2 separate regions of the Homo sapiens genome follow, and region 2 is linked to region 1. Evidence: read pairs that join two places in POLR2A ChIA-PET (ENCODE). Cell type or tissue: GM12878. All regions are shown on one strand. Links, peaks and the distances in the headings refer to the core of each region. The heading gives the core; the rest is flanking DNA. Region 1 overlaps PDZD8 (PDZ domain containing 8). Region 2 has its middle 63 kb from the start of EMX2.

Region 1 (4,392 bases), core at 325-4,324:
TTTAACTATTGAGATTGCAACTGCATGGAAATGCCCACACAGTGCCTAATGAATACTTAGCAAACAGTGTTTTATTAGCCCCACCCTGCTCATATGATAGATTGTTAGTAATACTTGTAAGTCAACGTTTAGTATTTGATCAGGCATGCTCCTTCAACACAATCTACTTTATAATGATCTGCTTTGGCTATTTCCAGGAAGAAACTGTGGCTTTTTGGGATAGCCAATATACTTGTACATTACTGATTTGAATTTATAGCCTCCCGGCAGGGTGTGAATCACACCTGTAATCCCAGCATTTTGGGAGGCTGAGGCGGGGGGATCACTAGAATCCAGGAGTTGGAGACCAGCCTGGCCAACATGGTGAAACCCTGTCTGTACTAAATATGTGAAAATTAGCCGGGTGTGGTGGCATACGCCTACAATCTTAGCTACTTGGGAGGCTGAGGCAGGAGAACTGCTTGAACCCGGGAGGTGGAGGTTGCAGTGAGCCAATATAGCGCCACCGCACTCCAGCCTGGGCAAGAGTGAGACTCCGTCTCAAAACAAACAAACAAACAAACAAACAAAAATTATAGCCTCCTCAAAATGACTATTCTCCCCTCAATGAATAAATCAAATTTCTAGAGCAAAGATGTAATGTATCAATACATTATTCTCCATCTAAAGTGTTTTAAAAGCTGAAATTAAAATAATTCAAAGCAGCTGGAGGAAATCCAATGTGCAAGAAGTAAAATCAGCACTAAACTGGGTATTTAGGTGGAGTACACTTAGGTGTGCTAAGAAAGCTAATGTGGTGGCTCATGCCTGTAATCCCAGCACTTTGGGAGGCCGAGGCAGACAGAGCACCTGAAGTCAGAAGTTCAAGACCAGCCTGCCCAACATGGCAAAACCCCATCTCTACTAAAAATAAAAAAATTAGCTGGGCATTGTGGCACACGCCTGTGGGAGGCTGAGGCAGGAGAACTGCTTGAACCTGGGAGGCGGAGGTTGCAGTGAGCCGAGATCATGCACCTGCACTCCAGCCTGGGCAACGAGAGAGGAAAAAAAAAAAAGCTAAGGTCACAATGCATTACATACGGTACCACAGTAATCAGGTGTTTGCCTTAGCAGAGCAGAGATATTGATCTCTCCTGTTCCAGTTTCTCACAAAACTGAAGGGCTTAAATATTTCCAATGCCACTAAAATAAGCTTTATGTGTTCTTTGTTTTCCCTAGAAAGACTAACCCTATAATAGCATGAACTAGTTTATAACCATTTTTATCACGTTTACTATACCCACCGCAACACTAGGTAGTATGCACTAAGCACTTACTGAAGATAAATGACTATTTTTTAAATGACATAATTATTCATCTCTAAGACAATGATCTTGCAATTCAACTTATACAGAGATATGACGAGATATAGAGATATGAGCAACAGTACAAGAAAAAGCACAACAGGTTAAAAATTAGCTATTACAAGATTATTCCAGCATAGCTAGAGTAATGCACAATGCCATTGTCTATTCTCCCCAAATATTAAAGGTTAGATTTCCTATCAACATTAGTAAGTAAAACTGTCACTATTATAACCATCAAGGAATTTTAGTAGCTATTTTAAAATATTTTCCAATGTAATAGAAAGGAAAAAAGTATGAAAAAGTAAATAAATACAACATATTACACTTGACTTTACAAATGATTTTGTCAGTTTTCTGTGAATTTACTTTGAAAGATTTTGAGATACGGATCACTCAATTCATTAAATTCAAATATACTGTCAATAAGTTGATGCCCCCCTTTTTGGAGATCAGTGAAGTAAATGCTTACATAGTTATTAATGACCCATTCCACTAAAGCAAACTATCCACCAAACTCGAACAAAAAGGAGACACTATCTACTTACCATCACTACATGGTAGAAAAATGGATTGCATTTCAAGGCATTTTTTTTTTTCTGGCAGAGTGACTTTTTAAAATTCAACATTATATTGACAATGTTTTTTTTTTTTTTTTTTTTTTTTGAGACAGTCTCACTCTGTTGCCCAGACTGGAATACAGTGGCGCAATCTTGGCTCACTGCAACCTCCGCCTCCTGGGTTCAAGCAATTCTCATGCCTCAGCATCCCCAGCAGCTGGGACTGCAGGTGCGTGCCATTTTTAGTAGAAGCGGGGTTTCACCATGTTGGCCAGGCTGGTCTCGAACTCCTGACCTCAAGTGATCCACCCACCTTGGCCTCCCAAAGTGCTGAGATTACAGGCATCAGCCACCACGCCAGGCCTGACAATGTCTTTTATTTATTTATTTATTTATTTTTACTTTTTGAGATAGAGTCTTGCTCTGTTGCCCAGGCTGGAGTGCAGTGGTATGATCTCGGCTTGCAGCAATCTCTGCCTCTCGGGTTCAAGCGATTCTCCTGCCTCAGCCTCCTGAGTAACTGGAATTACAGGCATGTGCCACCATGCCCAGCTAATTTTTGTATTTTTAGTAAAGATGGGGTTTCGCCATGTTGACCAGGCTGGTCTCGAACTCCTGACCTCAAGTGATCCGCCTGCCTTGCCCTCCCAAAGTGCTGGGATTACAGGAGTGAGCCACCGCACCTGGCCAACAATGTCTTTTAAAAAATAAAATTGCTCTATGACAGTCCCTTCAAAAATGTAATTAAAAGAAGGATAAAAATGATCACTCTCCCTCTCCACTCCAGCTATTAAGTCTTCTCATTTTCACTAATCAGCAACAGTAATGCTCCCTATTTACTCCTCCAGTACGGGTCTCAAATTCATATAACTCCAAGCCAGGCAAGTACCATCAATTAAGCACAGCAAATAAGGGGGGACTATAAACTCCACCTAGGAGCTTACACACCGAGTTTCAACCCCAAAGCTGCTACTACAGTCCATCTCTCCATCCTGTTGTTGCTCTGAGAAATGCAGCACTGGCGCTACAAGATATTCCAATTTTTCCTAACAGAAGCCACAAATCCAAAACACACAGAATTTTCCATTTTTTAAACAGTGCAGGCCAAATTAAAAGTACCTGCAAACTGAATCTGCTTGTCTATATACAATAATACTCCAGGAACACAAGCATCCGTAAGAATCTCAAATATTTGACTCCTAAACCCTAAACAGAGCTCCCCACCCAGACACTATTACTCAGACTCCATGTTTAAGATGAATTATCCACGTAGTAAAAGAACATTAGTGGTAATCTTTCTCCCTTGAGGATGGATTCTGAGGTTCATTTAAAAAAATATATTGCTATTATAATATACTATTTTAATTAAAAAATCAAACCAATTAACATTGAGGTGGATGAATGAAATTCCTAACTTGAATAAATCTGTAAACATATTGTCTACATATTATAATTCATTTTGTAAAATAAAATGTTTTACAAACATTGTAAGTTTGTTAACTTGGGTAAAATGAAATGTCAGTCAGCTGGGTCCTTAGAAAGCAACCACTTGAGCAACTTAGCATCTCTAGGTGAAACATCAGGAACTGGCAGTCCAGAGAGGCTGATTCACTTTAGCAACACGAAAAAGGCAAAATAAATGAAGGGGGAAAGAAGTAATAACAACGTTAACTGGCAAGATATTTGTTATGTAATGATTACAAATGCCAAAGGATCGTAAGACTCCATACAATTCTCTTTACTGCTTTAGCTCTACTAAGAAGATTAGATAGCTAAAAAAGAATAAACTAGGCCGGGCACAGCGGCTCACACATGTAACCCCAGCACTTTGGGAGGCCGAGGTGGGTAGACTGCCTGAAGTCAGGAGTTCGAAACCAGCCTGGCCAACATGGTGAAACCTGTCTCTTCTATTTGGAAACACAATTCTGCTCAATTAAAAAAGAAATGCCACGTGGGACAGTACCCAAAGATTTAGCCTCATGATTTACTTTTAAAAGGATCCTCTAAAATGACCAATTTAAGAAAAAAAAATCAGCTTTATAGTCATACTCTTCTCAAGAGTTCTAGGTTAGTTTGGAAAGATATCCCACATATTTACTATATCGATGGCATGCTTTTAAAAAATAAATCACTTAAGAACAACATAGTTTGTGTGTGTGTGTGTGTGTGTGTGTGTGTGTGTGTTTAAAGGTGGCCTGGCCTTATCAGAGCTGCGTTTCAACACTTGAAAGCTGTGTGACTTTAAGCAAGTTATTTAACTACTCCGAGCTCCATTTCCTCATCTGTAAAAAAAGATGAACACTAGCTAGTTTAATTTTCCCTGTGAGAAGTATGCTATATCTTAGATGTATTGTAATTCATTCTTATCTGAAACTTGAATCAGTCCCACATCATCACCAGTTTGTTTATTTATTTATTTACTTATTTATTTTGGAGACGGAGTCTCACCCTGTCGCCCAGGCTGGAGTGCAGTGGTGCGATATCGGCTG
Region 2 (4,392 bases), core at 193-4,192, 110 kb after region 1:
GTGAACTAGGACTTGGACTGGAAGGGAAAGTGAGTTTTCTCAACCCTGCAGGCTTAATAGGAGGCAACTGGACACTGTCTCTTCTGGTGCCTGCCAGGAAGGTTTCTAAATCACACTCCCTGGGGTCCCTGGACAGAGCCTCAGCAGACTCAGGCTTGGGTCATTCAGCATAAAAAAATATGAAATGAACAATGACTTTCTGCAAATAAATGGCAATGTTCCATTGGGGAAAATTTATTTTCCATTTAAAAGCTAATGAAAACCAGTTATGGTGAAAAACCCAGCCAAAGAAAGGATTGAGGCTTTCTTTTCTTCATGAGGAGAATAATGCCAAATTCTGGCTGGTTCTTTGTGGAATCCAGATCTCAGGGAGAAGAGGGGCTGGGCCATGTGGAGTCCCTCAAACCCTGGTTGGAAAATGTGTCTTGGGGTCAGACAGGAAGCTTGATGGGGTTGGCAAAGGCTGGGGGGAGCCCAGGAAACATGCTCACTCTTCTGAGGGGGTGTGGGACACGCCTGAGCAGAGGAGAATTCTGGAGCATCTAAATATAGCATGAAAGGCAGAGCCCAAGAGCCCGAGACAGGAACTCAGTGGATTTAATACATCTGACACTTTCTCAGCTGTTTCTTTTTTAGTTTGCCCATGCTGAGGTGGAGGCAGGGAAATCCAAGACTGAGTCTGAAATGCTCCAGGTTTCATGTGCCTTGTCTGTGGCTTAATTTGACCATTGCCTTTTCCTATCAACATGCTACCTTCATCTGAGCATTGGGCCTAACTGGAGTGCCCTGCCTCTAGGAACCTTGTTGGCTCACCCTACCCATGTTCTTCTCTCCCATGACTCAGAGCCCTGACAATATGGTTTACTTCTACTGACCTGTGATCTTTCAGATGCTCTCTTCCCTGCTTAACAACCTTCAATGGCTCCCTATTGCCTCCAGAAGTTCTATTTTTTAGGTTTCTGTTCAAAGCTCTTGCTTCTGCCTCCCTTCGCAGCTACGTCTCCCACCATTACCTTGAAAACCTCTTAGATTTTAGAATTGAGCAAATAGCTCATGCCCCCTGTGTTCTTTTATACCCAGGTGTTTTGCATATACTAGTCTTGTTCCAGGAATTCCTTGCCTTGCCTGGCCTGCTGGAGGTTGAGTCATTTAAGAAGCAGCTCAGACACTATTCTTCCCTGACCACAACTTGCTCTGAAAAGTCAGTCTGAAGCTCCCAAGGCAACGTGTGTAGGCTCTAGTTAGAGCACTTTGGACACCTAGTGGTGATTATTCAGACGATGGACACATTCCAGAGTCTAAGGTTCCTCGTCTGCAAAATGGGGATACTAGGACCTCCTGCATGAGAGTGGGTTAGGATTACAAATGAAACAAAGCATGCAAAGCCCCTGGAAGCCCTCAGTTGCTGAGTGGAATTATATTATTAGACGGTAAACATTTTGAGGACAGGGACAGTGTCTCATTCATTTTTGTATCCTCGACTCCTAAGGCAGAAGTTGGTTGGAGAGTTTTGCTGTGCTTGTTTGTTGAAGAGAGGGATGGCTGTCTTGTGGTGTGTTATTTGTCTCTCTCTCTCTGGGTGCGTGTCTCCAACTAGGTCTGAATCCTTCCTGACGATTCTTATCCTCTTCCCCCCACAACGCATGGCTTACTGCAGGGGCTCAATGAACATTAGCCCAGCAAAGAGAGGCAGGGAAGGGGAAAGAGATGAACATCCTAGTGCTCCCTTGGAAGGCTCCTCTTCCCCTCCTCAGACACCTGGGGAGGCACCGTTTCTTCTCTCCAGGGAGCCAAGGCTGGGGACAGTGACCAGCCCTCCTAACCAGGGCTTTGCTTGGTTCTGTGGGGGAATGAGAGGGCCCCTCAGATTTTTTTTTTTTCTGAGATGGAGTCTCACTCTGTAGCCCAGGCTGGAGTGCAGTGGTGTGATCTCAGCTCACTGCAACCTCTGCCTCCTGGGTTCAAGCGATCCTCCTGCCTCAGCCTCCTGAGTAGCTGGGATTACAAGTATGCACCACCATGCCCAGCTAATCTTTGTATTTTTAGCAGAAATGGGGTTTTGCCATGTTGGCCAGGCTGGTCTCGAACTCCTGACCTCAAGTGATCCACCTGCCTCGGCCTCCCAAAGGCTCATGCTGGGATTACAAGCGTGAGCCACCGCAGCCAGCCCCCCTCAGATGTTTTGAGTCTCCAGCAGGATGAGACAGAGGCAGAAATGGCAAGTGGCAAGGAGGCACTTCCTCAAAAGGCAATGGTGCATTTAATCTTTAGCAAGAGAGCAGCCTCCTCTGTGCCCGCAAGCCACCAAGCATTGTGTGTGCATTCTCTTGTTGACTCTCACAAGTCTAGTGGGGCAGGCACTGTTATCCTGCCCATTTTACAGATGAGGAAACAGGCTCAAAGAGTTCAAGAGGCTTCCCGAGGCCAGCTTGTTTATAGAGGGGCTGGGAGTTGAGCACAGGCCAGCCTGAATCTATAAATTGGGCACATAGATGCCAGGTATAGAGCAAAAGGAAGGCATTGTTATACCACGTGTGGATGTACCATGCAGATGGCAAGGGCTTTAACCTGAGCTAGCCAGTTTACCCATCTGGTGGTGAGGGCTTTAACCTGAGCTTGTCCATTCACCAGTCTGGTGGTGAGGGCTTTAACCTGAGCTAGCCCATTCACCCGTCTGGTGGTGAAGGCTTTAACCTGAGCTAGCCCATTCGCCAGTCTGGTGGTGAGGGTTTTAACCTGAGCTAGCCCGTTTGCCCATCTAGTGGTGAGGGTTTTAACCTGAGCTAGCCTCTTTGCCTGTCTGGTGGTGAGGGTTTTAACCTGAGCTAACCCGTTTGCCTGTCTGGTGGTGAGGGTTTTAACCTGAGCTAGCCCGTTTGCCCATCTGGTGGTGAGGGTTTTAACCTGAGCTAGCCCATTTGCCCATCTGGTGGTGATGGCTTTAACCTGAGCTAGCCTGTTTGCCATCTAGTGGCTCCAGGGAGGTTCTTTCCAGCTCACAGAAGAAGAAAAGGGGATTTGCATCAGGTGGACCTGTTGCAGTCCAGCCAGCTGCATCCAACCACAGTGTCTTCCTTGCAGACCAGGCATGACCTCCCAGGTCCTGGTAAGCTTGTCTTTAGGAATCTGACTCCCACCACCATCCCAATCACCTCTGAGAGTGCTCACCTGCTTCCACCTCTCCAGGCTGAACCCAAAGATACAAGCCTCACCTGCAGCCAGAAGGGACTTAGGAACCCTGAGTTTCTCTGGCTGAGCTGCAGGCCAGCAGCCTTCTGGGCTGGGGCCCCTCCTTGAGGTGGGTCTCGGCCACATGACTCCAGGCATCTCCATCCTCCCTCCTAGGCACAACGACTTAGTTCCATCATGGGGCTTTGATCTCGGGCTGATTCTTCCTCAGGGGTCACAGTGCATGGGCTCCAGAATCTGTCTGGGGGTGTCCTGCCCAGTGCTGGGGACCAAACTGAGCCCTGGATGAGCAGGTGCTTCCACTGGACCCCCAGGTACTGTTTTCAGAGTGGCTGCCCTGCGATGTGTCCTTAACGAGGTGAAACTCTCCCTGTGGTGCTGGTGGCTGGGAGGGAATTTTACCTGTGGCCTCTGTTTGGAGGTTTGAGAATGGGCCATGTTTACTTTCATTAAAATTTTTAAAAAGTATATCTGGGTGTTTGAGACTAGGGGAAGGGGATATTGGGGCAAAAGGAGAAGGACAGATTATCATAGAATGGCAAGGGAAGCCCCTTGAATACCTTTGCAAAGTTTAAAGTGTACAGGAAGAGGCTGGGTGTGGTGGCTCACACCTGTAATCCTAGCACTTTGGGAGGCCGAGGTGGGTGGATCACTTGAGGTCAGGAGTTCAAGACCAGCCTTGCCAACATGATGAAACCCCATCTCTACTAAAAATACAAGAATTAGTCAGGCGTGGTGATGCATGCCTGTAATTCCAGCTACTTGGGAGGCTGAAACACCAGAATCATTTGAACCTGGGAGGCGGAGGCTGTACCCCAGCTTGGGCGACAGAGTGAAACTCTGTCTCAAACAAAGCAAAACAAACAAAAAATAAAGTGTACTAGAGGAACACAGAGCCAGTTAGCTGCTCTGAGCCGCCTGCTCTGAGCCCCACCTGGGACTCAGTGATGGAGGGGTGGCCTGAGGACCGGCTAGGCAAGGAGTCCGGCTTCCACAGCTCCCCTTTGTGTGATAGCTGGGGGTTAGCTGGGAAGTCCCCTATTAGGGCTGGGACCCCAGGGCCCATCCCAAAGCCAACCCCTCCCATTCTAGAGGAGGAATCTGAGGCCCAGAGAAGGGAGAGACATTCTGAGGTCACTCAGGCAGGTGAAGCCAAGGCTGGCTCAGACCTGGGAGTCCTGCCTGTCATCATGATACTCTCTC

The links. ChIA-PET counts read pairs that join two places held together with the same protein. Peaks named below come from ENCODE experiments on the same cell type or tissue, not always from the same donor. Only the 100,000 strongest peaks of a DNase experiment are listed, where the experiment ranks them.
Region 2: POLR2A ChIA-PET joins it to region 1 with 7 read pairs; 3 of 35 experiments call an interaction of 5 or more read pairs at or near these places.

Annotation. Positions count from the first base shown.
Region 1 is chr10:117,366,867-117,371,258 of GRCh38, forward strand. The region is part of intron 1 of PDZD8 (PDZ domain containing 8); the gene reads right to left. Among named protein-coding and RNA genes, the nearest start is that of PDZD8, 6.4 kb to the right of the region's middle. In GM12878, for the core only: no CTCF peak of the experiment used is centred there; no DNase peak of the experiment used is centred there; H3K4me3 peaks cover 298 bases.
Region 2 is chr10:117,477,246-117,481,637 of GRCh38, forward strand. No RefSeq gene overlaps it. Among named protein-coding and RNA genes, the nearest start is that of EMX2, 63 kb to the right of the region's middle. RefSeq lists a silencer at 2,158-2,387. In GM12878, for the core only: CTCF peaks have their summits at 1,259 and 2,995 (motif pointing left); a DNase peak (open chromatin) is centred at 2,286; H3K27me3 peaks cover 199 bases.